4 separate regions of the Homo sapiens genome follow, and regions 2, 3 and 4 are each linked to region 1. The links are chromatin contacts, found by Hi-C or POLR2A ChIA-PET in ENCODE. All regions are on one chromosome and are shown on one strand. Each heading gives the region's core, a stretch centred on a gene start or an enhancer-like site at or near the end of the contact. The rest is flanking DNA. Distances are from core to core; before and after follow the strand shown.

Region 1 (7,245 bases), core at 4,466-6,965:
TCTCACTCCCCCCACACCCCCATCTCAGATTTCCCCTGAGCCAGTCTGTCTGTGGGTCTCTTCTCTCTCCCTCTCCCTCGTTTCCCCACCTCCATCTCTATCCCCAGCTCTCTCTCTCTCTCTCTGTCTCTCCCTCTCTTTGCCTCCTCCTCTATCACCCTCTCTGTCTCTGCCTGAAATTCTCCTCTCCACAGGCTGGGGAAGCCCCCGAAACCCATGGGCCTCACCCATGATCCCGCAGGCAGGCAAGAGCTGGGTGAGGCCCAGGTGAGTCACGAGGAGGAAGGAGCCGACATCCCTGCCGTGTTTCTGGAGAGTGTCCAGGTCCTGATCCCTGCATTTCCCTTCCCTTTACACGTCAGCAGAACCTTACAGGTGTGTGTGTGTGTCACTTGAGGGAGAGACAGAGAGAAAGAATCAGAAAGAGAAACAGAAACAATGACACAGAAAGAGAAAGAGAGCCATGGGGAGAGACAGAGAAAAGGGAGAAGCAGAGATAAAAAGACATGAAGAGAGAGACAAACAGATACAGAGATCGAGGTACAGAGAGAGAAAGTGATAGAGTTGGAGAGAGAGAGAGATAGGCATTGAGAGAGAGAAAGAGGGACAGAGACAAAGAAAACAACAAAACAGAGAGATAGAAAAAGACAAAGACACAGGGAGAGACAGAAATTTCAGGAGGCGAGGGCAGCCTTGGGCAGGGATGAGTGGGCTCTGAAATACCTCTCATTCGTTAAAGAGGAAATTGGCTGAGCATAGTGGCTCACACCTGTAATCCCACCACTTTGGGAGGCCAAGGCGGGAGGATCACTCGAACCCAGCAGTTCAAGACCAGCCTGGGGAACAGACCAAGGCTCCATCTCTACAAAAAACACGAAATATGAGAAAATAGCCAGGCATGGTGGTGCACACCCCTAGGTCCCAACTACTCAGGAGGCTGAAGTGGGAGTTTCGCTTGAGCCCAGGAGTTCAAGGCAGCAGTGAGCTATGATCATGCCTCTGTCTCAAAAAAAAAAAAAAAAAAAAAAAAAGGGAAATTGGGAAATTGTGGCTTAGAGAAGTGAGGTCATCCCACCAGGAAGTGGTAGCAGCACAGCACACAGCTCCGCATGACCCTCAAACCTGAGTTTTCTCTTCACTGAGAGATGCCCCCTACCCACCCCAGACCCATTTCATAGGTGGCAAAGCCGGGGATTGATGGAGTGAAGCCATCTGCCCAGGGTCACCCAGAAGCAAGTGGCTGAGCTGGGTCTCAAGCCTGCTTGGACCAACACCCCAACTGTCTATTTCCCCACCTCATGTACATTCCGATCTAGTTTAGTTTTCACACCAGCCCAAGAGGGATCCCCTTCTCCAGCTGAGAAAACTGAGGCTCAGAAAGAAGAATGTCATTGGCCCAGGGTGACCCAGCCAGGGAAGTGCCCACTTCAGCAGCTGACGCGTGATAACTGTTGACGTCAGACTCAATGACAGGCCTCCATCTCCCTTCCTACTCCAGGAAGAGGTGAATGTCCAGAGTTGCAACAATGATAATACTGGCAGCTATCGCTTTTATTGAGCACATACTATGTACCAGGCACTGTGGCAAGCATCTTAGGAGCATTCTTCTTTTTGTTTGTTTGTTTGTTTGTTTTAGATGGAGTCTAGCTCTGTCGCACAGGCTGGAGTGGAGTGGTGCGATCTCGGCTCACTGCAATCTCTGCCTCCCAGGTTCAAGCAATTCTCGTGCCTCAGCCTCCTGCGTAGCTGGGACTACAGGTGCATGCCACCACACCTAGCTAATTTTTTTGTATTTTTTAGTAGAGACAGGGTTTTGCCATGGTGGCCAGGCTGGTCTTGAACTCCTGACCTCAAGTGATCCACCTGCCTTGGTCTCCCAAAGCACTGGTATTATAGACATGAGCCACCATGCTCAGTCATTTTAGGTGGATTCTTTTACCTCCGCAGTACACCAGCCCTGGGAGGGTGATACTTGCTATCTCTACTTTCCAGATAAGGGGCTTGGGCACAGAGATAGATTAAGTAACCTGCTAGAGGTGACACAGCCAATATGTAGATGCAATTTAGATTTTCACAATCTGAGACCAGCTCCCACACTCTTAACCATTGGGCTATACTACCTCTTAGGAAATTCTCTGGGAGTTCTTTTTTTTTTTTTTTTCAGTCTCACTTTTGTTGCCCAGGCTCGAGTTCAGTAGCTCGATTTTGGCTCACTGCAGCCTCAAACCCCTGGGGCTCAAGTGATCCTCCCACCTCAACCAGAGAGTAGCTGAGACCACAAGTGTGCACCACGACACCTGGCTAATTTTTCTATTTTTCATAGAGACAAGGTCTCGCTATGTTGTCCAGGCTGTAATTTTATTTTTTTATAGATACAAGGTCTTACTATGTTGCCCAGGGTGGTCTCGAACCCCTGAGCTCAAGCAATCCTCCAGCCTTCGCCTCCCAAAGTGCTGAGATTATAGGCATGAACCACTGTGCTCACCATTGGGAGTTTTTTTGTTTTTTGTTTTCTAACCTTATCTTAAAATCATTAGCTTACAGCTTCAATGAGTTAGTAAGAATCACATAGTACAGGCTGGAAGCGGTAGCTCATGTCTGTAATTTCAGCAATTTGGGAGGCCAAGGTGGGTGGATCACCTGTAGTCAGGAGTTAGAGACCAGCCTGGCAGACATGGTGAAACCCCATCTCTACTAACAATACAAAAATTAGGGCCGGGTGCGGTGGCTCACCCCTGTAATCCCAGCACTTTGGGAGGCTGAGGCAGGTTGATCATCTGAAGTCAGGAGTTCGAGACCAGCCTAGCCGACATGGCGAAACCCCATCTCTACTAAGAATACAAAAATTAGGGCTGGGCGCAGTGGTTCAAGCCTGTAATCCCAGCATTTTGGGAGGCTGAGGCGGGTGGATCACCTGAAGTCAGGAGTTCAAGACCAGTCTGGCCAGCATGGTGAAACCCCATCTCTACTAAAAATGCAAAAAATTCGCCAGGCATGGTGGAGAATGCCTGTAATCTCAGCTACTCAGGAGGCTGAGGCAGGAGAACCTCTTGAACCTGGGAGGCAGAAGTTGCAGTGAGCCGAGACCGTGCCATTGCACTCCAGCCTGGGTAACAAGAAAGAAACTCCGACTCAAAAAAAAAAAAAAAATAGCCAGGCATGCATGAGAATCCCTTGAACCTGGGAGGTGGAAGTTGCAGTGAGCCGAGACCACGCCATTGCATCCAGCCTGGGAGACAAAGTGAGACTCTGTCTCAAAAACAACAACAACAACGACAACAAATCACATAGTATAATCATTATTACAGCAGTAGAAGTAGCTACCACTTACTCATCCCCTACGACTCTCTTCCTCTCCTAATCTGTTCCAGCCACACTGACATCTCTTCTGTTCCTAGAATCTCATCAGGCTTCCACCTCAAGGCCTTTGCACTGGTTGTTCCTGCTCCTTGGAAAGGTTCCCTGCCCATCTGCCCTACTTCTTCCCTCACTGCATTCAGCCTCTGCTTGAATGCCACTTGCTCAGGGAACCCCTCCTGGATCACCCACCTAAAACAGCTCACACCTCATTTGCACCCAGATACTTCCTTCAGCCTGCTTTGTTTTCTCCAGTTTGCTTATCCCTCTCAGACAGTGAAAGATTAGATAACACATATCTGCTCCCCACTGTCAACACAACAAAAGGTGGGAACTTTGCTTTGCGTCCTGCTGTGCCCCTAGCTCCTGGACCAGTGCCCAGCACAAAGTAGGTCCTTGGTAGATGTTAAAGGAATGTGTTGAGCCCTCCATTTCGGCCAGCAGCTATTCCAGGCATTGCACCTACATTAAATTGCTCTGTTTAGTTAGATGCATCCTAAGACGGGGAGACAATTTTATCTTTAGTATTTTATTTTACTTAAAAAAAAAAAAAACTTGGCCAGGTGCAGTGGCTCATGCCTGTAATCCCAGCACTTTGGAAGGACAAGGCAGGTGGATCACCTGAGGTCAGGAGTTCGAGACCACCCTGACCAACATGGTGAAACCCCATCTCTACTAAAAATACAAAAATTAGCCGGGTGTGCTGGCGTGCCCCTGTAATCCCAGTTACTCAGGAGGCTGAGGCAGGAGAATTGCATGAACCCAGGAGGCGGAGATTGCAGTGGCCGAGATTGCACCACTGCACTCTAGCCTGGGTGACAGAGTGAGACTTCGTCTCAATAAATAAATAAATAAATAATAAAAAGAAAGAAAAAACTTATTATAAGCCTTTTCAAACCCACAGAAAAGGAGACAGAATGGCATAATATGCCCTTATATACTGATTACCTTTATATAATTGATACAACCATTTGGCTATTTTGCCTTTATTTTCTACTCAAGTATTTATTTATTTATTATTTTTTTGAGACAGGGTCTCGCTCTGTTGCCCAGGTTGGAGTGCAGTGGTGCAATCATAGCTCACTGCAGCTTCCAGTTCCCAGGTTCAAGCGGTCCTCCCACCTTAGCCTCCCAACTACCTAGGACTACAAGTACGGGCCACTGCACCCAGCTAATTTTATTTTATTTTTAATTTCTTTTGGAAAGATGAGGGCTCTTTATGTTTCCCAAGCTGATCTTGAACTCCTGGCCCCAAGTGATCCTCCTGCCTTGGCTTCCCAAAGCATTGGTGTTACAGGCATGAGCCACCTCATCTGACCTCTTCTAAAATATTATAAAATAAATACAGACATCAAAATGAAAACAAAAGAAAAAGAAAAAACAAAACAAAAATCCCCAAAACAACAACAACAAAAAATGCAGACATCAATAACATTCACCACTAAATACTCTAGTAAGCATCTGCAAAAACAAACAAACAAACAAAAACCAGAATCCCACCTAAGCATACAGCCATTGTCGTAACAGTGATATCTACTTTTTTGGCTGAAGTGTCTTTTTTTTTTTTTTTTTTTTTTTCTGTGAGAAGGAGTCTTGTTCTGTTGCCAGGCTGGAGTGCAGTGGCACGATCTCGGCTCACTGCAACCCAACCTCCGCCTCCCGGGTTCAAGCGATTCTCCTGCCTCAGCCTCCTAAGTAACACACACACGCCACTACGCCCGGCTAATTTTTGTATTTTTAGTAGAGACGGGGTTTCACCATTAAGTGTTTTAATGTAGGTGCAATGCCTGGAATAGCTGCTGGCCAAAATGGAGGGCTCAACACATTCCTTTAACATTTACCAAGGACCTACTTCGTGCTGGGCACTGGTCCAGGAGCTGGGGGCACAGCGGGAAGCAAAGCAAGGGTTAAGTGTTTTAAGTGTTTAAGAGATGCATATTTCAGGATGCATCTCTAGATAAGGACATTTTCCAAAATACCAGTATCCCTCCTGACAAAACTAACAAAAATCCTGTTAGCCAAATAATCAGCCACATTCATATTTACCGTCAAAGTTTTTATCCTCATTTTACAGCAGTGGAGAGCGATTGCCCCGGGTCCCACGTTAGGAAGAGAGAGAACTGGGATTTGCACCCAGGCAATCTGGGGACAGAGCTGTGATCACAACTCCATGAGTCAGGGCCGAGCCAGCCCCTTCACCACCAGCCGGCCGCGCCCCGGGAAGGGAAGTTTGTGGCGGAGGAGGTTCGTACGGGAGGAGGGGGAGGCGCCCACGCATCTGGGGCTGACTCGCTCTTTCGCAAAACGTCTGGGAGGAGTCCCTGGGGCCACAAAACTGCCTCCTTCCTGAGGCCAGAAGGAGAGAAGACGTGCAGGGACCCCGCGCACAGGAGCTGCCCTCGCGACATGGGTCACCCGCCGCTGCTGCCGCTGCTGCTGCTGCTCCACACCTGCGTCCCAGGTAGGGGCTGGGTCCCGAACGCCTGCGCCTGGAACAGGGTCTAATTGAGGGGGTTGGGGGTTGTCAGAGGATGAGTTGGAGGAATGCGGTTCAGTCCTCAGCATCCTCCCTAATCAAATAATAGTAATTCTCGTGCTTTGTGCAACGCCACGCGGCGCAGTACCTGGCACTCAGTAGCTAAGGAAATATTAGTGGAGCAAAGGCATTTAGCTTTACATAATTTAGTGAGTGCTTTTTTTTTTTTTTTTTTTTTTTTGACAGAGTCTCACTCTGTCGCCCAGGCTGGAGTGCAGTGGCGCGATCTCGGCTCACTGCAACCTCTGCCGCCCGGGTTCAAGCGATTCTCCTGCCTCAGCCTCCTGGGTAGCTGGGATTACAGGCGCCTGCCATCGCGCCCGGCTAATTTCTGTATTTTTAGTGGAGACCGGGTTTCACTCTGTTAGCCAGGATGGTCTCAATCTCCTGACCTCAGATGATCCACCTGCCTCGGCCTCCCAAACTGCTGGGATTACAGGCGTGAGCCACCGCGCCCGGCCCAAGTGTTCTTTTTTTAAATGGAGTTCTTCGAAGCCTCTTCCTTGCAATTTCAAACTAGGCGATGGGACTTTATTAATTTCGTTTCGCAGAGGAAACTAGGGCACAGAGAGGTTAGATAACTGGCCTAAAATCACACAGCCAGTGCTTGAATACGCAGGATCTGACCCTGCAGCGCCCCCCAGCGCTCTCCACGCTGCTGGGTCTCCCCCTCTGAGAAACGGGGGGACAGGACCCCCTTTTACAAAAGGCCCAAAGGGAGGCTGACTGAGCGGCGCAGAGCCAGTGCTGGAGACCCGGGACTGTCCCTCAGGACCTTTCCCTCTCACTGAGGCGACTCTCACTTACTTCCCCGGAAAATGTGGGGGGCTCTGGGTCGAGGAATTCGAGAAGGAACTGAGTCAGGGCGGGTGGCCACAGGGTGTTGGGGCCGCGATGAATAACCCGGAAAGCGCTCGAGACCGCGGGAGGCCGGGAATGAGTAACAGCTCCGGGATACTCCGAACGCGCAGCTGGAAAGGGATGTCCGGGAAGGCCCGGAGGTCGGGGACCGGGCCTAGGGACTGGGCTGCAATCTCGGGGCGGAGCCTGGGGCGGGGAGAGAGTGTCGGGGAGGAGCCAGAGGGCGGGGCTGGAACCTCAAGGAAGAGCTACGGGAGAGGTTACAGACCGAGGAAGAGCTAGGAGCGGGGCTAGAACCTCGAGGCGGAGCCAGAGGGCGGGGTTATAACCTCGAGGCGTAACCAGAGGGCGGAGTTATAACCTCGGGAGGAGCTAGAAGGTGGGACTAGACTCTTGAGGGGCAGGATTATAACCTCGGGGAGGAGCTAGAGGGCGGGGCTGGAACCTCAAGGAGGGGCTAGGGGCGGGGTTATAAGCTTGGGGAGGAGCTA
Region 2 (7,245 bases), core at 3,411-5,910, 1.2 Mb before region 1:
CAGGGCCTGGCTTCCCCCGCAGATCTATAAAGCACAGCGACCCAGCCTCCCATGGCAAGGCACGTCGGGACTAGAGAAGGCCCTTGAAGGCCAGAGGCTTTGAGTACTGGCCTCAGCTGCTGCCTCAGTCACCTTGTCAGTTAATTAATTGTATTAATCACAGTGCCCAACCCCCACAGCGGAAATCCAGGAGCTGGTTCAGGGAGTGAGCAGCGGCTGCAGCAGCCAGGATGTAGGGCTGTCTGTCTGTGCCTGGATTTCTGCACCTGCCCCCTGGCCTCCTCTAATCCGTGTGTTTTGTTTTGTTTTTTTGAGATAGGATCTTGCTTTGTTGCCCAGGGTGGAGTACTGTGGTGTGATCTCAGCTCACTGCAGCCTCAACCTTCCTGGCTCATGTGATCCTCCCACTTCAGCCTTCCAAGTAGCTGGGACTATAGGCACACACCACCACCTTTGGCTAATTTTTAAATTTTTTGCAGAGACAGGGTTTCGCCGTGTTGCCCAGGCTGGTCTCGAACTCCTGAGCTCAAGTGATACACCTGCCTGGACCTCCCAGAATGCTAGGATTATAGGCATGAGTCACCATGCCTGGCTTCTTGAAAGTCTTTTAATGGTATCCCTGCTGTCTCTTAGCGTCTCTTATCTGTGTCTTCCGGGGCCTCTTCTATCTCTCTCTGTGTCTAGTTCTTAGGGTCCCTGTCCCTCTGTGTCTCCAATTCCCAGGGTCTCTCTTGGGGTCTCTGTTACTCTTTTCTCTTTTGAGACAGGGTCTTGCTCTGTGGCCCAGGCTGGAGTGCAGTAGTGCAATCAGGGCTCACTGCAGCCTTGAACTCGGTTCAAACGATTCTCCTGCGTCAGCCTCCCAAAGTGCTGGAATTACTGGTATGAGCCAATGTGCCTGGCCTCTGTCACTCTTATCTGTGTCCCCCAGAGTCTCTGGTCTCTGCTCTGTGCCTCTTATATTCTCTGTCTCTTTGTAACAGCTTTATTGAGACATTATTCCCATACCATACAATCTACCCATTTAAAGTGTACAGTTCAGTGGCTTTTGTATATTCAGAGTTAGCCATCCATCACCCGAGCAATTATAGAACATTTTCATTAGCCTGAGAAGATACCCTGTCCCCGTTAGTCACTCTCTTCCTCTTTCCTCTGTATGTCTGACATCTCCGGTCTCTTTCTCCGTCTGGGTCTCCCTGTGTCTGGAACCTGGCTCTCTGCCTTGATTCCTGGGGTTCTCTTCTCACAAGCCTTCTGGTCTACGTCTCTGTTTCTGTCTCTGACTGTGGAGTCTCCCTGCCTCCTGGGTCTCCAGTGCCCTGTCTCCCCATATTTCTGACACACCTTCTCACAGCCTGGCCCATCTTGCTGGGTCCCCTCTTCTCCTCCCCTTCCTGCTCCATTTGTCAGCACTGCTGGGACATTAAAAATGTAACAGCGTCCCAGGCAGGGGCGGGGGAGCTGGCCCATGTGCCCAGCTCCCTGTCCCTTCTGTGTTCATCACTCCCTGTGGCCCCCACATGTCGCTGGCCTTGAGGCCCCCTGTACCCTGACCTCCGTGGGTCACGGCACCTCTGCTGTCCCACAGCTGGAGTCTTTGGGGCTCCCTGCCTGTCACCAAACCCCTTTCCTTTTCCTGTCCCTGCCTTCATCTGGTATCTATGTCTAGCTCCCTTCCCCCACCCTCCTCCGTCCCATTCCAGTGTCTTTCAGCCTCATCCCTGTGTCGGTATTTCACTCCCCCGACCCTGTGCCGGCATTTCACTCCCCTTCTATCCTCTGATTCCATTCCTACACGTGTCTCTGACCCCATTCCTAAATCTGTGTCTGACCGCTTCCCTCTATTGGCCTCTGTACCCATCCTTGTAGCTCCAGCCTCTCTATATACCCACCCCCCAACTTCTCCTCTGCCCAGTCCCCCTTCCCTAATGAGAGGAGACAGCCAGGCTGCCGTCCCTCTGCTCCCCTCCCCCTCCACTACGTGGGGCTGCCTGGCGGACATGGACACACGGATGGGCAGGGAAGAAAGCTGGGGGAGGGGAGCCGGCCCAGCTGGGGGCCCAGGTGGTGCACCCGCATTCCCCGAGGAGGCCAAGCGGGGGAGGCAGTGGAGCTAGACAGGTATACAGAGAAAGACGGAGAGGAGAGAGAGAGATGGGGAGAGGAGAAGAGAGAAAGAGCTTGGAGAGGGATGGAGAGAGAAAGGGTGAGAAACGAAGAGAGATGAAGAGGGGGAAAGAAAGTGAGGGAAGGAGGAAAACAGGGAGGGGGAGGGGAGAGAGAGAGAGAGGGAGAGCGAGCACATGCCAGCCGGCCAGCCAGTGGACAGCAGAGGCGAAGGATTGGGGTGGGGGTGGTCAAGAAAGGGGCCGACAGCTCCTTCTCCAGGGGCTAAGAGGTTTCACAGGGAATCAGTGGGGCCTGGGAGCCTTCCGGATGGTCCGCAGGGAAAGGATTGTTATCTCAGTTTTTTTACGAGGGAGGAAATGGAAACTCAGAGGCACTTCCTGGAGCCCACCCGGTGCGGGGCTCTGAAGAACCGGAGCCCGGCTTCCCCGGGACCTGCTGTGAGACCTTGAGAAGGCTGCTTGCCTTTGCTGAGCCTGTTTCCTCATCTCTAAGATGGAAACAGAAACAGGACCTGTTTCCCAGGGCAAGCTGGAGCCTTCGGTGAGATCATGCACCAAGCTAACAGTAGGCTCAGGGTCTGGTGGGTTCGGAGAATTCACCCAGAGGTGCCAGTTCTGATCTCATCTGCCTATTTCTGCCTGAAGGGAGAGGCAGGGGATGGAAGCGGAGTTCCCAGCTCTGGGTCAAAGCTGGGAGGCCAGTGAGAGCCATCCTGGGGGAAATGAGGCCAGAGAGGTGGCCGGGGTTCCCCCAAGATCCCCCTGAGCTCTCTTCTGCGCAAACCCTCGGGAAACTCTAGCATCCCAGAGTTTGTCGCTGGGAATACACAACCGGGTCACCTGCAAGGGGCGGGGCCAGCGCCTCTTTCAAGGGTTCCCTCCCAGCCCCTCCCTCCCCAGGGGGGCCGCTCTCCTCCCCTAGTGGGGTGGATGGAAGGACGCCAGGGGGTCCAAGGCATAGCAATGGGAGGGACGGGGGATAAGGGCGGCGGCTCCACTCGTCCACCTCCTGCTATGGCTCTGAGGACAAAGGCGCTACCAGAGGATAGATAAGGTCCCGAAACCGGGGAGTCCGGAACCCGGAGCCAGGAGCGCCCGCCCCGCCCCTCCCTGGCTCGGCGAGAGTGAAACCAGGAAAACTTCCCCGGCGACGTCTCCGTCGCCCCCGACCATTCATAGGGAAAGGGAGGAGTCTCCCAGCCTCTGGGACTCGGGGCCTCCCGTTCTATCTGGGACTCAGGCGACTGAGACTCCAGCCTCAAGACAGAGCCTTCGACCCTTGATCATATCTGGAGCCCAAGAGACGGGGCCCGCTGCTCGCACTTCTGTTTGGATCTCAGAAGACGTTCCTCTGCCTACAATTAAGTCTGAAGCCCACGAGATCGAGTCTCCTGTCCCCCGGTTCTGCCGGGAACCCTGAAAACGAAGCCCCCTGCCCACAATTAAATCCAGAAGCTACAAGTTTGATCCTCTCTCGCCCCCAGTTTTACCTAGATCCCAGTTAGACTTAGCGCCTAGCCTCCATTCTACCAGGGACCCTGAAGACGGAGCCCCCGGCCCCTAATTTTTCTGGAGTCCACGGAGTCAGAACCCCCAACTCCCTGAGGTTCGGGGTTGGAGCTCCGAGCTCAGGCCCTTCCCCCTAAGTCGCCAGAACTCTTATCCTTAGCCCTCCAAGGGACCCGAATCAGGTCCGCTTGTCCTCAGTTCTCTCCGGGCCTCAGACGCCCAAGCCGGGAAGAAGGAAAAATAGGGGAGGGAGGTGGTCTCGCCTCTTCCTCGAGACCTTACTGCGGTAGGTGGGGGGAACATTCCCCACATTCCTGAGAGGGGTAGAGGAGACAGAGACCCAGATCCGGGTGAACTACTCGGCGCGGGGTGGGGAGGGGGCACCAGGCCTTCCTGGGATTTAACCCTTTCGGCGCGGGAATCCGAGAAATGGGGAGGGGGACAGACAAGCAGGCGTAGGATGGGCAATTGGATTAAGAAGGATGGGGGTGGTGGTGAGAGAGATGCAGAAAGGAGGGGTCAGAGTCTCCTCGAGAGAATCGGACGTGTAGGGGGTCGGAGTCTGTGGGGCCAGCCAGGAAGGGGGCACGCGAGAGGGGGCTCGGGGAGCCGGGGGTGGGCGGGGAAGGTGCTCGGCTTCCCCAGCTCGGAAGGTAAGGTTGGAGGGGGTCCGCGCGAGGGCAGGGGGCCGTCCGCTCGTCTCACCGGTTTCCAGGAGCAGCAGCAGCAGCAGCGGCCACAGCAGCGGCGTCGGCGGCGATCTCGACGGCAGGAGGGCAGCGGCCCGGGCCATGGAGGGCCCGGGAGGGGACTGGGCCCGGCCGGAGGCCCGCGGGCCACTCTGTGGGGGCCGATCGGCTGGGCGGTTTAGTAGGTGCCTGTGGGGCTCCGGCTCCGGCTCCGGGCCGGTTCCCGCTGCGCTCTAGCCTCCCTGTTCTGCTCTCCCGGCCCAGCTCTCCCCGCCCGGCTCGGCACCCCCGGCCTCTCGCTCAGCTCCGGCGGTTCGAACCCGCTGACGTCACAGGATCCACCCGCTGCTCCCCCGAGTCAAGCCGACCCTGGCTCCGGCCCCGCCCCCTCCTGGCGTTCTGACCCCGCCCCCCGGATTCCACCCCTGTTCCTCCCCGGGATTCCATTCTCGCTCCTCCCCAGGATTCTAAGGTCGCCCCTGCCAAAGAATTCTGTCTCCTTCGCTCCCGGCGTTAAACCACGCCCCCTAAGGTCTAGCCACGCCCCCTCTGCTCCCGAGTAGTTCCCACGCCCCGCCCCCTGCCTACCGGCCGCCTCGCCAAGGTCTTGCCACGCCCCTTTCGGCCCTTCCGGCCGACTCCGCCCCCACCAGCCCCGCCTCCACCAGCCCCGCCCCTCGCCCTAGCCGGAGTTCTCTCGGTCTCTTAGCTCAGTCCGTCCTGGCCTCTGTCCCACCCACAGTTCGAATCCTGCCCTTTCCTGCCTGCCCGGGTCCTCTCATCACAGTTGCCTGAGGCACGTGGGGCTTTACGGTTCTGCCCCCAGCACGTCCCGGTTGTGCGACCTCCCCGCAGGTCGAGCCCATCGCCCTGAGCCTGTTTCTCGTACCCTCGTGCGTTTCTAATCTCTGCCCCGAACTCTAGGTGTCGCTGCACTCGTTTCTTTCTGGATTTCTCTGTCTCTCTTACGTGTCTTTGTGTCTCTCTCACTCTCTTTGGGTCTTCCTCTCTGTCCCTGTATTTCTGCCTCTCTGGGTCTTTCCGTCCTCATGCTTCGGTGTCGCTCTGTTTCTGGTCTTCCTTTGTCAGTCACTGTTTCTTTATTTCAATAAAAGAGACGGGGCGGGGGGGCGGCGGGGTCTCACTATGTTGCTGAGGCTGGCCTCAAGCGATCCTCCCGGCTCGGCCTCCCAAGATGCTGGGATTACAGGCGTGAGCCACCAAGCCCGGCCTGTCTGTCACTGTTTCTGGGTCACTTGGTCCCCATGTCTCTTTCCATCCTTTGACTCTGTCTCTGTGTCTCTCTGTCTCTATCTGTGTGCCTCTCTGTCTCTGTCTCTATTTCTGTGTATCTCTGTCTCTATCGGCCTGTCTCTGTGCCTCTCTGTCTCTGTGTGCCTCTCTGTCTCTGTGTTTCTCTGTCTCTATCTCTGTGCCTCTCTATCTCTGTGCTTCTCTGTCTCTGTCTCTCCGTGTGTCTCTCTCTGTCTCTATCTGTGTCTCTCTGTCCCTGTCTCTTTCTCTGTGTCTCCCTCTCGGCGTCTCTTGTCTCTGCGTGCGAGTCTCTCTCGCTGTCTCTCTGTCCCTGCTCTGTTCTCTGCTTCCTTCCCTCCCTACCTCCCTGCGCGCCCTGGTCCTCCCCTCCCAACACCTGCTCCGCGCCGCCTTCTCACCGCAGCCACCCGCCAGGGGGCAGCAGAGACCGGCCCCCGCGCTGCGCTGGCCCGGCCGGGCTGGGTGGGGCTGGGCTCCAGTCCGGCCTCCGGACCTGGTCACTCCCCGCGTCCTTGTCCCACTTCCCCTATCTCCCCAGCCTCCTCGCGTCTTTGTGTCTCTCGCTCAGACTCGGGCCCTTTGTCTCTCCCAGCGGCTCGCCCTCCTCCCTACCCCCACCTACCTCTTCGCATTCTTTGGGCTGCCCAGGGGGAGCTGGTGAGGCCGCGCCGGGGGGCGGGATGAGGGCGCGAAGCGGGAGGCCGGGGGAGGGGGTGCCACGGAGCGCCAGTCTGGGCCCAAGTTCGTCCAGGGCCAGGAGGCGCGGAGCTGCTCAGCTGGGGGCAGGTGCTTGGGGGCTTCTTGCCCTAGCAAGAGGACCACCTAGGCTCGCCCTCCCTTCCACCTGCCACACACCTGGGCTTTCCTCCCCAGAAGGACTAGGTTTCAAGTAGCAGAGGCTGTTATCCCTCCGCATTCGAGTCTTAGTTATGATCCTTTTTTTTTTTTTTTCTTTGAGACGGAGTCTCGCTCTGTCGCCCAGGCTGGAGGGCAGTGGCGCGATCTCGGCTCACTGCAACCTCTGCCTCCTGGGTTCAAGCGATTCTCCTGAGTCAGCCTCCTGAGTAGCTGGGATTACAGGCGCGCGCCACCACGCCCGGCTAATTTTTGTATTTTTAGTAGAGACGGGGTTTCACCATGTTGGTCAGGCTGGTCTCAAACTCCTGACCTCCTGATCCACCCGCTTCAGCCTCCCAAAATGCTGGGATTGCAGGTGTGAGCCACCGCGCCCGGCACTTACGATACTGTTAATACATGTAGTCAGCACTTACCGTGTGCCAGGCACTGATCTAAGTGCACTGCGAATATTATCTCATGTAAGCCATGCAGCGCCATGGGCGATAGGGAAACTGAAGCAGAGAGATGAAGTGACTCACTGAGTTACAAAATGGCAGAGCCAGGGCGGGGCGCCCTGGCTGACGCCTGTAATCCCAGCACTTTGGGAGGCTGAGGCGGGTGGATCACTTGAGTTCAGGAGTTCGAGACCAGCCTGGCCGACATGGTGAAACCCTGTCTCTACTTGGGAGGCTGAGGCAGGAGAATCGCTTGAACCCGGGAGTTGGAGGTTGCAGTGAGCCGAGATCGCACCACTGCACTCCAGCCTGGGCAACAGAGTGAGACTCAGTCTGAAAAACATAAAATAA
Region 3 (7,245 bases), core at 2,304-4,803, 1.1 Mb before region 1:
CTATATGGAAATAAGGTCTTTGCAAATGTAATCAGATCAGGATAAGTTTCTACTGGATTAGGGTGGGTCCTAAATCTGACTGATATCCTTATGAAAAGGAAATTTGGATACAGTTACAGGTGCACACACACACACACACACACACACACACACACACAACATATGACGATGGCGGCAGAGAGATTGGAGTGATGCATCTATAAGCCAAACAACACCAAAGATTACCAGTGAACACCACAAGCTGGAAGAGGGGTGGTGCTCACGCCTGTAATCCTGTCACTTTGGGAGGCTGATGTGGGAGGATCGGTTGAAGCCAGGAGTTTGAGACCAACCTGGCAACATAGCAAGGCCCTGTCTCTACAAACAAAAACAAAAACAAAACAAAGCAAAACCAAAAAACCAAAAATGGTTGGGTGCAGTGGCTCACGCATGTAATCCCAGCACTTTGGGAGGCCAAGGCAGGCGGATCATGAGCTCAGGAGTTCGAGACCAGCCTGACCAACATGGTGAAACCCCATCTCTATGAAAAATACAAAACTTAGCTGGGTATGGTGGCACGCACCTGTAATCGTAGCTACTCAGGAAGCTGAGGCAGGAGAATCGCTTGAACCCAGGAGTCGGAGGCTGCAGTGAGCCAAGATCATGCCACTGCACTCCAGCCTGGGCGACAGCGCGAGACTCCGTCTGAAAAAGACAAAAACAAAGAACAACAACAACAAAAAAAAACTGGGCATGCTGGGATGCTGCCTGTGGTCCCAGCTACTCGGGAGGCTGAGGTGGGAGGATTGCTGGAGCCCAGGAGTTTGAGGCTTCAGTGAGCTATGATTGTGTTGCTGTACTCCAGCCTGGATGACCCAGTGAGATCTTGTCTAAAAAAGAAAAAAAATCTGCAACTATATGAACTCTTTTCCTAGATTTGACAGGTTTTTTTGTATCCACTTTGCAACTATAATAACTCTTTTTCCAGATTTGACTCAAAGTGGATACAAATGAAGTGAATGACATGAAAAGATGCTCCACAATGTGATCCACTAAGGAAATGAACATCAAAACCACAGTGAATGCTGCTTCACACCCACTACGATGACTGTCATAAACAAGACAGACAATCACAAGTGTTGGCAAGGATATGGAGAAATAATTGGAACCCTCTACGCTGTTGGTGGGAATGTAAAATGGTGCAGCTGCTTTGGAAAACAGTTTGGCAGCTCCCCAAAATGTTAAACACAGGGCTAGAGCATTCCTACGTATATATATATCCCAGAGAATTGGAAGCATATATCTACCCAAAGACTTGTGGAAACAACCTAAATGTCCATCAGTTGAAGAATGGATAATCAAAATGTGGTCTGCTCATACAACGGAAAATTCTTTGGCCATTAAAAGGAATGATTTTTTGTTTGTTTGTTTGTTTTGAGATAGGGTCTTGTGCTGTCTCCCAGAGTGGAGCGCAGTGGCACAATCTCAGCTCACTGCATCTTCGATCTTCCGGGCTCAAGCAATCCTCCTGCCTCAGCCTCCTGAGTAGCTGGGACCACAGGTGCATGTCACTCCCTGCTAATAGGAATGAAGTATCTCAAAAAAAACATAATGCTAAGTGAAAGAAGCCAGTCACTGGCCAGCCTGGGCAGATCACAGCTGTAATCCCAGCACTTTGGGAGGCCAGGGCAGGCAGATCACCTGAGGTCAGGAGTTCGAGACCAGCCTGGGCAACATGGTAAAACCCCCTCTCTACTAAAAAACAAAAATTAGCCAGCCGCAGTGAGATGCGCCTGTAATCCCAGCTACTCGGGAGGCTAAGGCAGGAGAATCTCTTGATCCCGGGAGGTGGAGGTTTCAGTGAGCTGAGATAGTGCCGTTGCACTCCAACTTGGGTGACAGAGCAAGATTCCATCTCAAAAAAAAAAAAAAAGGTGGGGGGGCCGGCCGCAGTAGCTCACGCCTGTAATCCCAGCACTTTGGGAGGCAGAGGCGGGTGGATCACGAGGTCAGGAGAACAAGACCATCCTGGCTAACACGGTGAAACCCCGTGTTACTACGTCTTACCGTGTTACCCACGTCTCTACTAAATATACAAAAAATTAGCCGGGCCTGGTGGCGGGCGCCTGTAGTCCCAGCTAGTCTGGAGGCTGAGGCAGAGAATGGCGTGAACTCGGGAGGCGGAGCTTGCATTGAGCTGAGATCGCGCCACTGCACTCCAGCCTGGGCGACGGTGCGAGACTCCATCTCAAAAAAAAAAAAAAAAAAAAAAAAAAGCTACAAGAGAATAATTGTGATGTTCTAAACACAAAGAAAAGATAAACGAGGTGATGGATATCCCAGTTACCCTGATTTCATCATTGCACATTGTATACATGTATCAAAACATCACATGTACCCCCACAATATGTACAACTATGTTATGTCCAAAAATACAAAAAAGGGAGAGTATGTTATGGGTTGTCTAGAGCTGGAAGGGTGTTGAGGGGAAATAGGGAGTGACTACTAATGGGTATGAGGTTTCTTTTTGGGGTGAACAACTGTTTTAAAATAGAATCTGGTGAGGCAGGCATGGTGGCTCACGCCTGTAATCCCAGCACTTTGGGATGCTGAGGCAGGTGGATTGCTTGAGCTCAGGAGTTCGAGACTAGCCTGGGCAACACAGTGAAACCCTGTCTCTACTAAAGTATAAAAAATTAGCCGGGCATGGCGGCATGCACCTGTAATCCTAGCTACTCGGGAGGCTGAGACAGGAGAATGGCATGAACCTGGGAGGCAGAGGTTGCAGTGAGCTGAGACTGAACCATTGCACTCCAGCCTGGGCGACAGAGCTAGACTCCATCTCAAAAAAAAAAAAAAAAAAAAAAGTCTGGTGATAATTGCACTATTTTGTGAATATACTAAAGTCACTGAATTGTACACTTTTTAAAATTTTATTTTTATTTTTATAGAGACGAGGTCTCTCTGTGTTGCCCAGGCTGGTCTTGAACTCCTGAGTTCAAGTAATTCTCCCACCTCGGCCTCCCAAAGTGGTGGGATTACAGGCATGAGCCACTGCGCCCGGCCAGAATTGTACACTTTAAAGAGGTAAATTGTATGGTATACACATTATATCTCAATAAAACAGTTAGGCTGGATGAAAAAGCCAAATACCGCTCATTCTTACTTGTAAGTGGGAGCTAAACGTTGAGTACTCAGGGACATAAAGATGGCAACAATAGAAACTGGGGACTGCTAAAGTGGGGAGGGAAGAAGGGAGGGGGCAAGGGTTGAAAAACTGTTGGGTACTATGCTCAGTACCTGGGTGACGGGATCAGTCGTACCCCAAACCTCAGCATCATGCAATATACCCAGGTAACAAGCCTGCACATGTACTCCCTGAATCTAAAATGAAAGTTGAAAAAAATAAAACGAAATAAAGCTATTGAATAAAAAGTGGAGACCTGAGGATAGCCACAAGAGGGCGCTCTGAGCACAGAGTTACCACCTCCCTTGGGAACGGAGTTTCTCGGCCACGCCTCAAACTATGGCCATACCTTCGAGGCCCTGGCCACGCCTCTGGGACTGTGGTCCCACCCCCAAGGGCCTAGCCCCACCCCTACACCTTAACCACACCCTCAGGTCCTGGTCACACCCTCAAAGCAGTGTCTGAAGCAGCCCATTCACGCCCCCAGCTCCCCAGACTCTGACCACAAATGCATGCACAGACTTAGAGATACTCGGAAACACAGAACCTTAAACCATAGACTTTTCTTTTCTTTTTTTTTTTTTTTGAGACTGAGTCTCGCTCTGTCGCCCAGGCTGGAGTGCAGTAGCGCGAACTCTAGTCACTGCAACCTCCGCCTCCCGGGTTCAAGCGATTCTCGTGCCTCACGCTCCCGAGTAGCTGGTATTACAGGCGCATCTCACCACACCTGGCTAATTTTTTGTATTTTTAGTAGAGACGGAGTTTCACCATGTTGGCCAGGCTGGTCTCGAACTCCTGACTTCAAGTGATCTGCCCGCCTCGGCCTCCCAAAGTGCTGGGATTACAGGCGAGAGCCACCGCGCCTGGCCAAAATCACAGACTCTTAAACCATGACTTTTACTTTGAAATCATTTGTTTTTCTTTTGAAATTATTTTAAAGTTACAGAGAAGTTGCAAGAATAGTTTCAGACATTACGTCCCTTTGCCTCTAAATGCTTCAGTTGCATTTCCAAGTGTAAGGACGTTCTCTTACACCACCACAGTACAGAGGAGCAGTGTACATTTCTCAGTGACAGTAGTATCCAACAGTGCAGCCTGTATGCAAATTGCCAGCTGTCCCCAAACTATCTGTCATAGCAAAAAGTTTTCATCTCTTCGGTTTCCTTCAGTCTGGTACGGTTCCTTGGCCTTTCTTTGTTTTTCATGGAATTGACATTTTTGAAGATTATAGGCTAGTTCTTTTGGAGAAGGTCTCCTTGATTTGGGTTTGTGTGATGTTTCCTTGTGATTAGATTCTGGTGGCAGGAGTGTTACAGAAGTGATGCTGTGTCCTTCTCTGTACATGATATCAGGAGGCACACGATGCTGGTTGTCCCAAGAATGCTGACAGATTTGGTCGGTTGGTTATGGTGAATCATGGAATCCCAGACCTATCGATTCACCAAGTCAGTCTCTTCCATCCCTGGGCCACAGTTTCCCTTTCTATAAAGTAAAAGTCTGGCTTATGTGAAGGTCTGAAAACACACTTAAAGAACAGATGTGTTCGGCTGCGCGGTGGCTCATGCCTATAATCCCAGCACTTTGGGAGGCCGAGGCGGGCGGATCATGAAGTCAGGAGATCGAGACCATCCTGGCTAACACGGTGAAACCCCATCTCTACTAAAAATATAAAAAATTATCCGGGCGTGGTGGCGGGCGCCTGTAGTCCCAGCTACTTGGGAGGCTGAGGCAGGGGAATGGCATGAACCCAGGAGGCGGAGCTTGCAGTGAGCTGAGATCACGCCACTGCACTCCAGCCTGGGCGACAGAGCGAGACTCCGTCTCAAAAAACAAACAAACAATGAAAAAAAGAAAAGATGTGTTCTGTTTACCTCTCACACTCTTTTTTTTTCTTTTTGTTTTTTGAGACAGTCTCCCTCTGTCGCCCAGGCTGGAGTGCAGTGGCTGAATCACAGCTCACTGCAACCTCTGCCTCTGGGTTCAAGCAATCCTTCTACCTCAGCCTCTCAAGTTGGTGGGTGCCACCATACCTGGCTAATTTTTGTAGAGATGGGATTTTGCCATGTTGCCCAGGCTGGTCTTGAACTCCTGGCCAATCCACTCACCTTGGCCTCCCAAAGTGCTGGGATTACAGGTGTAAGCCACCGTCCCCTGACTCTGTGTGTGTGTGTTTGAGGCAAAGTCTCTCGCTGTCACTCAGGCTGGAGTGCAGTGGCATGGTCACAGCTCACTGCAGCCTCAACCTCCTGGGCTTAAGCGATCCTCCCACCTCAGCCTTCTGAGTATCTGGGACTGCAGGCACGTGCCACCATGTTCGGGGTTAGAGCCGGGGTCTACCCATGTTGCCCAGGATGGTCTTGAACTCCAGGGCTCAGTCTGTCCTCCCACCTCAGCCTCCCAAAGGGTTGGGATTACAGGTGTGAGCCACTGTGCCCGGCCAATGCTCTTAAAGTCACTTTTTGGAATGTCCCAGGCATTTAGAATCTGGCAGATTTCACACACGCATCTAGGAGAGATGTCCTCTGTCTTTCTGGGTTTACTCAATGTGGTGAGGACAAGCGAGTGGAGCCCCGAGAAATGCATTGAAGGTATGACTTCTGGCGTTAGAGCTGTCCCCGGAATGCTGGGACTGTCACCCATGAGGAGCTTTGGAAGTTGAGGGGTGAGTGATTGAATTATTATTATTATTTTTCTGTCACCCAGGCTGGAGTGCAGTGGCACGATCTTGGCTCACTGCAACCTCCCCCTCCCAGGTTCAAGCAATCCTCCCACTTCAGTCTCCCTAGTAGCTGGGACTACAGATGTGTGCCACCATATCCAGCACATTTTTGTATTTTTAGAACAGACGGGGTTTCACCATGTTGGCCAGGCTATGAGTGCTTAATTCTGTGAAGGCTGGGAGGCTGGAGACCCCAAGCAGGACCCTTCCTCCATCTTTGGAGTCTGCCTTTCTCCAGCGGAAGGGGGAAGACTGTGGAAGGACATGTGCCTAGTCCCAAGGTCTAGGAGGCTGAGTGGGGATTTCCATGTGTACAGAGGCCAGATCCCTTGTTTTAGAGAAGTTACTTATAAAGTTCAGTGCTGGGTTCAGCTCTCAAGCCCCGGGACGGTTTCTCATACACGAAAAGCCACATCACCCACAGCCTAGACCCACAAGCACAAGAGGACTTCCAACACACTCCAGACTGATGATGGGCCAGGTCCTGGGCTAAGTGCCTGACACTCACACTCTCATTAAATGCCCAACAACCCATCAACCCCAAGGGGTCGGGGGGATTCCCTTCTTACAGGTGAGGAAACTGAGGCTCAGTGTGGTGAAGTCACTTCACCTTGAGTCATTTAGTCATTTGGTGGCAGAGCCCTGGTTGTGACAGATACATGTGCGGCCCCTCAATAACCATTCTCTCCTCTTCCTTTTGTAGCAGAACCCCTGAATTTTGGCTGGGTACATGCTGCCCAGATAAAACCACATTTCCCAGCCTCTGTTGTGATAGGTGTGGTCATGTGACTAAATTCTGGCCAAATAGGATGTGATGTGTATGATGTGTATGACTTCTGGGTTGTAGCTTTAAAGGTAGGGGCATGCGATTGACTTTTGTTTCTTCTTCCCAGTGGTTGGAATGTGGATGTGATGGTGGGAGCTGGAGCAGCCATTTTGGACCACACAATGGAAGTGTGAGGTGAGGGCAGCAGAACAACCAGGTAGAAGGAGCCTCGATCTCTGACATCCTTGGCTACTATTCTAGATGCGGGTGTTCGCTGGGCCTTTACATGAGAGAAAAATAGACTTTCATCTTATTTAAGCTACTATTGGGTGGACGTGGTAGCTCATGCCTGTAATCCCAGCACTTTGGGAGGCCAAGGTGGGTGATCACCTGAGGTCGGGAGTTCAAGACCAGCCTGACCAACATGGCGAAACTCCATCACTACTAAAAATACAAAAATTAGCCGGGCGTGGTGGCAGGCTCCTGTAATCCCAGCTACTCGGGAGGCTGAGGCAGGAGAATCGCTTGAACCTGGGAGGCAGAGGTTGCAGTGAACTGAGATTTTGCCACTGCACTCCAACCTGGGTGACAGAG
Region 4 (7,245 bases), core at 1,601-4,100, 1.0 Mb before region 1:
GCAGGAGAGGAGGCAGGTGGATCGGAGAAGCTCCAGACCTTTCCATAGGCTGTTCCCTGTGCTTGGATACCCGTCCCCACCCTCCTCACCTCATTCATCTGGGTTTTTCCAAGCCATTCAATCATTTAACAAATATTTGTCAAGCATGGACTATGTACCAGGCTGTTTGCACAGAGACATCCTTTCCTTTGTTGGGCTAAATCCTATTGGAGGGAGATGGGCAATAATAATAATAAAAAAAACCTGATATGGCATTTAATGTCAGGCAGAGATAAAAGCTATAAAAAGTAAAATAGGTCAGGTGCAGGGGCTCACGCCTGTAATCCCAGCACTTTGGGAGGCCAAGGTGGGTGGATCGCTTAGGCCAGGCGTTTGAGACCAGCCTGGGCACCACAGTGAGATCCTATCTCTACAAAAAAGTACAATAATTAGCCAGGCGTGGTGGTGGTGTGCACCAGTAATTCCAGCTACTTGGGAGGCTAAGGTGGGAGAATTGCTTGAGCCTAAGAGGTGGAGATTGCAGTGAACTGAGATTGCACCACTGCATTCCAGCCTGGGCAACAGTGTGAGATTGTGTCTCAAAATAAATAAAATTAAATAAAATAGGGCAAGTGGATAGAGAGGAGCAGGGGTTGCTGTTTTAGTTTGGGAGGTGGTGGTGGTGGCGCTTTTTCTGGCCTGAAGGAGGCGACAGAGGAGGGAGCCTGTGGGTGTGTGGGAGGAGAGTGTTTTTGGTAGAAGGTACAACAAGTGAATTCAAGGCCCTGGGGCAGGAGGGGCTTTGATGAGCATAAGGACAGCAGGGAGCCTGGTGTGACTGGAGCTGAGTGAGGGGCAGGGGAAAGTGGGAGAAGGTGGTCAGAGGGGGACTAGCCACCTAGAGCTTTTCTGGAAGGTGCTGGAGGGGAGGAAGTGAAGGGCAGAGTTAGGGGGATGGAGGCCAGCAGAGAGTGCCAGGGTTCTCTTGGGACCCTAAAGGGACCTGGTTAGGGGTTCCTTCCTCTCTCTGCACCTCATTTTTCCCTTCAGGAAAGTGGGAAGGGGTTGGACTTGGATTTAGAATTATGGTTAGGCCTGGGTTGGGCATGGTGCCTCACTCCTGTAACCCCAGCATTTTGGGAGGCTGAGGTGTGAGGATTGCTTGAGCCCAGGAGTTTCAGACCAGCCAGGGCAACATAGTGAGTCCCATCTCTACTAAAAATAAAATAAAAAGAAAGGCTGGGCACAGTGGCTCACACCTATAATCCCAGCACTTTGGGAGGCTGAGGCGGGCAGATCATCTGAGGTCGGGAGTTCGAGACCAGCCTGACCAACATGGAGAAACCCCGTCTCTACTAAAAATACAAAATTAGCTGGGCATGGTGGCGCATGCCTGTAATCCCAGCGACTGGGGAGGCTGAGGCAGGAGAATCGCTTGAACCCAGGAGGCAGAGGTTGCAGTGAGCCAAGATCCCGCCATTGCACTCCAGCCTGGGCAACAAGAGTGAAACTTCATCTCAAAAAAAAAAAAAAAAAAATTAGCCAGGTATGGTGGCACATGCCTGTAATTCCAGCTACTCTGGAGGCTGAGGCAGGAGGATCACTTGAGCCCAGGAGATGGAAGCTGCAGTAAGTTGTGATCACGCTACTGCACTCCAGCCTGGGGGACAGAGTGAGACTCTGTCTCAAAAAAAAAAACAAAAAAACAAAAGTTGTAGAATTCTTTTCTCATTCCTTTAGAATGGTTAAAACAATTTTTTTTTTCTTTTTTGAGATGGAGTCTCGCTCTGTTGCCCAGGCTGGAGTGCAGTGGCACGACCTCAGCTCACTGCAACCTCTGCCTCCCGGGTTCAAGCGATTCTCCTGCCTCAGCTTCTCGAGTGGCTGGGATTACAGGCGCATGCCACTATACTCGGGTAATTTTTATGTGTTTTCAATAGAGATGGGGTTTCACCAGGTTGCCCAGGCTGGTCTCGAACTCCTGCCCTCAAGTGATCTGCCTGCCTCTGCCTCCCAAAGTGCTGGGATTATAGGCGTGAGCCACCGCGCGAGGCCAATGGTCAAAACAATTTAAAAACCACTTTTTATTATGGGAAATTCTACGCACCCATCGAAAGCAGAGAGAAGAATGGTGTCTGCCCTCGCAACCACATACCCATCACTCAGCTCATAGGCAATCTGGTTCCCTCTCCTCACCCACGGCCCTCTCCTGTATTATTTGAAAGCAAATCCCAGCCATCAGATCATTTTATAGCTATTTCTGCCTGTATCTTTAAAAGATAAGGACTCATTTAAAAATAACACACTCACAATGCTATCATTTCACCTAAACAGTGAACATAAAAATCAACAATTCCTTAATATCTTCAAATGCTCAGTGTTCGAGTTTTCTGTTGTTCAGCAAAGCCATGATTTCTTGAATAATATCATAATTCCTTTTGGGCAGCCATCACTCAAATCTAATTTTAGAACACTTTTATCACCCTGGGAAAATTCCCTTCTGCCAGGATCGAAAAGTGGTTCAATATTTTGAAATTTCTGCCTCAGCAGTGAAGTGCTTTCTTCTGACGGAAACTTACCTGGAACCCCAGTGTGTTCAACATGTAAACAACACCTCAACCCACACCTGTCCAACCCCCCAACCGCCCCCCCGGTACAGGATCCCCATCCAGGGCTGTAGGCAGACCCGGGGGGTGGGAGAGTTGGTGGACAGTGGCTGTGTATACCTCTAGTGGTCTATCTACATCCATTGACCCTGAGACCCTAGGAACCCGCACAAAACCTTTTTGCACACAGAGTTGAATCGGGAGGGCAGGGTTTTCCCCGTGAATCATAGTGACTCTTGGTCATGGCCCAGCCCACTTCCTTCCCTGCCACCAACTTACTCATTTGTAAAGCAAGGAGCCACAGCCCTGAGAATCTAGGGTGTACCAGGGCTCGTGGGAAGAGGAGGTGGCAGAGGGAAGCAGTGTGCCCTGGTGGGCAGAACTTGGGTGGAGAGAGCCTGGGAGCCGGGGATGGGCGTGGGGGGCGTCTTAGTTCCCGTCAAGGACACTGGTCTCAAGCTAATTAGGCCAAACATAAACACGGTGCCTGAAATTCCACCATCAGCGAGACCTCCTTTGGGTTAAGCATCACTCTCTCCCCTGTGCCCTTTGTAGAGGGCAGACACCTCTGCCTGGACACACAGACCCCACTTGAATGGGCATGGATTGCATCTTGGTTCACCTTCCTTTCAGGCTGGGATGAGCAGAAGACAAATTTTCGGTGTTAGAAACTTTGGTTTTGTTCTCAGCTTGTCCACTGATACCCTGGGTGACCTCACCTTTTTTTTTTTTTTTTTGAGACAGAGTCTCGCTCTGTCGCCCAGGCTGGAGTGTGGTGGCACAATCACAGCTCACCGCAGCCTTGACCTCTTGGGGTTAAGCAGTCCTTCCACCCCAGTCTCCCAGGTAGCTGGGACCACAGGCACACACCACCACGCCTGGCTAATTTTTAAATATTTTTGGCCCAGTGCGGTAATTCACGCCAGTAATCCCAGCACTTTGAGAGGCCGAGGTGGGTGGATCACTTGAGGTCAGGAGTTCAAGACCAGCGTGGCCAACGTGGTAAAACCCCCGTCTCTACTAAAAATACAAAAATAAGCCAGAAATCGCTTGAACCCAGGAGGCAAAGGTTGCAGTGAGCCGAGATCGTGCCACCGCACTCCAGCCTGGGTGACAGGGAGAGGCTCCATCTCAAAATAAATAAATAAATAAATAAATGAAAGTAAATAAATAAATTTTTTTGTGTGTGCAGACTGGGTCTCGCTGTTACCCAGGCTCATCTTGGACTTCTGAGCTCAAGCGGTCCTTCTGCCTTTGCCTCCTAAAGTCCTGGGATTAAAAGCATAAGCCACTTTGCCTGGTCAGCTTCACTTACTTAACCTCAGTTTCCTCATCTGTAAAATGGGGATAATCACAGTACTAGGTTGGTGCAAAAGTAATTGTGGCTTTTGCCATTACTTTTTTTTTTTTTTTTGAGACGGAGTCTTGCTCTGTCCCACAGGCTGGAGGGCAGTGGCACAATATCGGCTCACTGCAACCTCTGCCTCCCTGGTTCAAGCGATTCTTCTGCCTCAGGCTCCTGAGTAGCTAGGATTACAGGCGCCTGCCACCACACCCAGCTAATTTTTTGTATTTTTAGTAGAGATGGGTTTCACCATGTTGGCCAGGCTGATCTCAAACTCCTGACCTTGTGATTTGCCCGCCTCGGTCTCCCAAAGTGCTGAGATTACAGGAGTGAGCCATTGCGCCCAGCCAATTTGCCATTACTTTTTTTTTTGAGACAGAGTTTCACTCTTGTTGCCCAGGCTGGAGTGCAATGGCGCGATCTTAGCTCACCGCAACCTCCGCCTCCTGGGTTCAAGCGATTTTCTTGCGTCAGCCTCCCAAGTAGCTGGGATTACAGGCATGCACCACCATGCCCAGCTAATTTTTAGTAGAGACAGGGTTTCTCCATCTTGGTTAGGCTGGTCTCGAACTCCTGACCTCAGGTGATCTGCCCGCCTCGGCCTCCCAAAGTGCTGGGATTACAGGAGTGAGCCACTGCGCCTGGCTTTGCCATTACTTTCAATGGTATAACTTCACTCACAGAACCGTTGTGAGGATATCAGTGAATAAATGTAAAGCCCTTAGCATAGTGCATGGCGTATAATAAGTGCTCGGTAATGTTTATTATTAATTATTATTATTACATTGAGTTCCAGGTCATCTCCCCTACTAGACCTCAAGCTCCCTGAGAGTAGGAGCTGGGCTGGTTTATCTTCACCTCTCTCATGCCAGTCAAGTTCATGTAACAGAGTTTGGTGATAGTAGTTGCTCAACAGACGTTTGTCAATGAATGAATGGGGACTGCTAGGTTGGGAAAGGGAAGGATGTGTATAATGAGCATCCACACTCCTTGGGCCTCTGCCTTGTGCTGGTCAGTGCTGGGAGCCCCTCAGTGATGGAGATAGCAATTGTGCTTATAGGGCTCATAGTTCAGCGGGACAGACCCATCCCCAGGCAGTGATGGCCCAGACTGGGCGGGGCTGGGGTAGGTGAGCTCACAGGAGAGATCTGACCCAGCTTGGAGGTCAAGGAGGGCTTCCTGGAGGAGGAGGTGTATGAGTTGAGACTTGGAGGGTGAATGGGGTGGGCAGGAAGAGTGGAGCTGTGTGCCTGGGGGTGTGCAAGGGCCTGGAAGTGAGATGGAACACAGTGTGTGGGGAAACAGAAAGAAGTTAAATCTGGGGGACTGTAGACCAGGGGTGAAGGTGAGAGGGCGGTGGGTGCTGAGAGATGAGACTGAGCGTCCCCTGGACTTTGCAGGCGTTGGAGGCAGTGGTGAGGAGCTTGGACTCTAAGGCACTGGGGAGCCATGGATGGTTTTGAGCAGGAAGGGGCTAGGTTGAGTTTGGGCTTTAGAAAGATCCCTTGGGCTGCTCTGTGGTAGGAGAATGGGAGTGGGGAGGAGTCCAGGCGGGAGGCTGGGGCAGGGAGGGGAGAGAAGCTGCCTGGCCCAGGGCTGGGCTGCAGGTACTGGGGAAGGCCAAGTTCAAGAGGCCTGGAGGGCAGGGCCTGGTGCCTGCCGTGAGAGTGGGGAGGGAGGTGTCCAGGTTTGGGGTTGGAGAGCTGGATAGACTCTCTGGGTTCCCAGAGGGGTAAAGAAAGGGGCAGAGACGGGGTGGGCGCATGGGGGGGCTCAAGGTAGCTGCAGCGCTTGTGCATGATCTGTGTGGTGCTCTGCTGCCCCCTGCTGGCTCAGGGCTGACCCTCTCTTGCAGCAAGTCTGGCAATAGTGACGACCCAATAAGCACAAACCCCAAACAGTGAAAGAAGGTGACATTTCTGGAGTGACAATGAATCAGGTGCTACAAGATGCACTTATGTTCACTGTCCCCACTCACACACCCCGACCCCGGTCTCCAGCTATCCCCTCCTGCCGACTCAGTACTGACCTCTCAAACCCGCCTGCTTTCTCTCCCCACTCCCTCGCTCCCTCTTTTCCTCCCCGCTTGCTTTCTCTCTTTCTTTTTTTTCTCTTTCTTTTCTTTCTCCACCTCTTCCCCCCCACACTCCTCCTCCCTCCCCCACCCCATTTCTCTCTTTCTTTTAAAAAATATTTTGCGAATCTGGCAGCCTCTGAACCAGAATAGGTTCAGAAAGGCTCCACCCTTTCTTCTTTTTTAAACGGTTTTGCGGTGTAATTCACATACCACACAATTCATCCATGTAAAGTATACAATGCGGGCTGAGTGCCATGGCTCACACCTGTAATCCCAGCACTTTGGGAGGCCAAGGCAGGCAGATCACTTGAGGTCAGGAGTTCGAGACCAGCCTGGACAATACAGTGAAACCCCGTCTCTGCCAAATACAAAAATTAGCCGGGCGTGGTGGTGCACGCCTGTAATCCTAGCTACTCAGGAGTCTGAGGAAGGAGGATCACTTGAGCCCAGGAGGTTGAGGCTGCAATGAGCCCAGATCGTAACCACTGCACTCCAGCCTGGGCGAGAGAGCAAGACCCCGTCTCTTAAAATGAAAACAAAACCAAAATAAAGTGTACAATTCAATAGCTTTTAGTAAATTCACAGAGTTGTGCAGCCATCGTTACAATCAATTTGAGAACATGGCTAGATGCCGTGGCTCATGCCTGTAATCCCAGCATTTTGGGAGGCTGAGGTGGGCGGATTGCCTGAGCTCAGGAGTTCGAGACCAGCCTGGCCAACATGGTGAAACCCTGTCTCTACTAAAAATACAAAAATTAGCCAGGTGTGGTGGCATACACCTGTGATGTCAGCTACTCGGGAGGCTGAGGCAGGAGAATCGCTTGAACCCGGGAGGCGGAGGTTGCAGTGAGCCGAGATCATGCCAGCCTGGGTGAAAGAGCAAGACTCCATCTCAAAAAACAAAACAAAACAAAAGAAAACAAACAAACAAAACATTGAGAACATCCTATCACCCCTAAGAGAAAGCTTGTATCCATGAGCAGTCACTTCCCCATTCCGCCCTTCCTCCCAACCCAACAACTACTACATCCACTTTCTGTCTTGATGAATTGCCTGGGCATTTCATAGCAATGGGACCCTACCATATGGAGTCCTTTGCGTCTGGCTTCTTTCACTTAGCACAGCGTTTTCAGGGTCATCCTTGCTGCAGTATGTGTCAGGGCTTCATTTCTTTTCATGGCTGAATAATGTTCCACTGGATAATACAGCCATGCGTCACTTCATGATGAGGATATGTT

What was found. Hi-C counts contacts between places; a loop is a spot of excess contacts on that map. ChIA-PET counts read pairs that join two places held with the same protein, here RNA polymerase II (POLR2A). Pooled maps may share reads with other maps.
Region 2: a loop to region 1 is called in a pooled map, with 10 times the contacts of the local background. The contact joins the promoter of NECTIN2 here to the promoter of PLAUR in region 1. A Hi-C loop is called at or near these places in 6 of 50 pooled maps. POLR2A ChIA-PET finds 5 or more read pairs at or near these places in 4 of 52 experiments (AG04449, IMR-90, PC-9 and 1 more).
Region 3: a map of naive thymus-derived CD4-positive, alpha-beta T cell shows a loop between it and region 1 (21-fold over the local background). The contact joins the enhancer-like site here to the promoter of PLAUR in region 1. A Hi-C loop is called at or near these places in 1 of 168 maps with a recorded cell type or tissue (naive thymus-derived CD4-positive, alpha-beta T cell) and 6 of 50 pooled maps. POLR2A ChIA-PET finds 5 or more read pairs at or near these places in 1 of 52 experiments (RWPE1).
Region 4: a loop to region 1 is called in a pooled map, with 9 times the contacts of the local background. The contact joins the enhancer-like site here to the promoter of PLAUR in region 1. A Hi-C loop is called at or near these places in 5 of 50 pooled maps.

The regions. Positions count from the first base shown.
Region 1 is chr19:43,668,639-43,675,883 of GRCh38, reverse strand. It overlaps PLAUR (plasminogen activator, urokinase receptor), which reads left to right and starts at 5,715. Exons shown (of 7, transcript NM_002659.4): 1 at 5,715-5,818. The coding sequence starts at 5,764. It overlaps LOC124904724 (a long non-coding RNA gene), which reads right to left and starts at 7,120. Exons shown (of 3, transcript XR_007067264.1): 1 at 6,701-7,120; 2 at 5,404-5,858. RefSeq lists enhancers at 351-450, 5,647-5,946 and silencers at 6,867-6,946, 6,987-7,216.
Region 2 is chr19:44,843,712-44,850,956 of GRCh38, reverse strand. NECTIN2 (nectin cell adhesion molecule 2) reads right to left here and starts at 4,660. Exons shown (of 9, transcript NM_001042724.2): 1 at 4,344-4,660. The coding sequence starts at 4,431. RefSeq lists enhancers at 1-498, 1,968-2,950 and silencers at 4,590-4,689, 4,820-4,899, 4,980-5,029, 5,897-6,296.
Region 3 is chr19:44,767,044-44,774,288 of GRCh38, reverse strand. No RefSeq gene overlaps it. Among named protein-coding and RNA genes, the nearest start is that of CBLC, 7.2 kb to the left of the region's middle. Within about 2 kb of position 3,553, at least 4 of the 41 ENCODE cell types and tissues checked have a DNase peak (open chromatin) inside an H3K27ac peak, as active enhancers do.
Region 4 is chr19:44,687,861-44,695,105 of GRCh38, reverse strand. It overlaps LOC107985306 (a long non-coding RNA gene), which reads right to left. Exons shown (of 3, transcript XR_007067268.1): 2 at 7,090-7,245; 3 at 6,562-6,874. Among named protein-coding and RNA genes, the nearest start is that of CEACAM16, 7.7 kb to the left of the region's middle. RefSeq lists enhancers at 2,603-2,672, 4,898-5,397, 5,398-5,899. Within about 2 kb of position 2,850, at least 23 of the 41 ENCODE cell types and tissues checked have a DNase peak (open chromatin) inside an H3K27ac peak, as active enhancers do.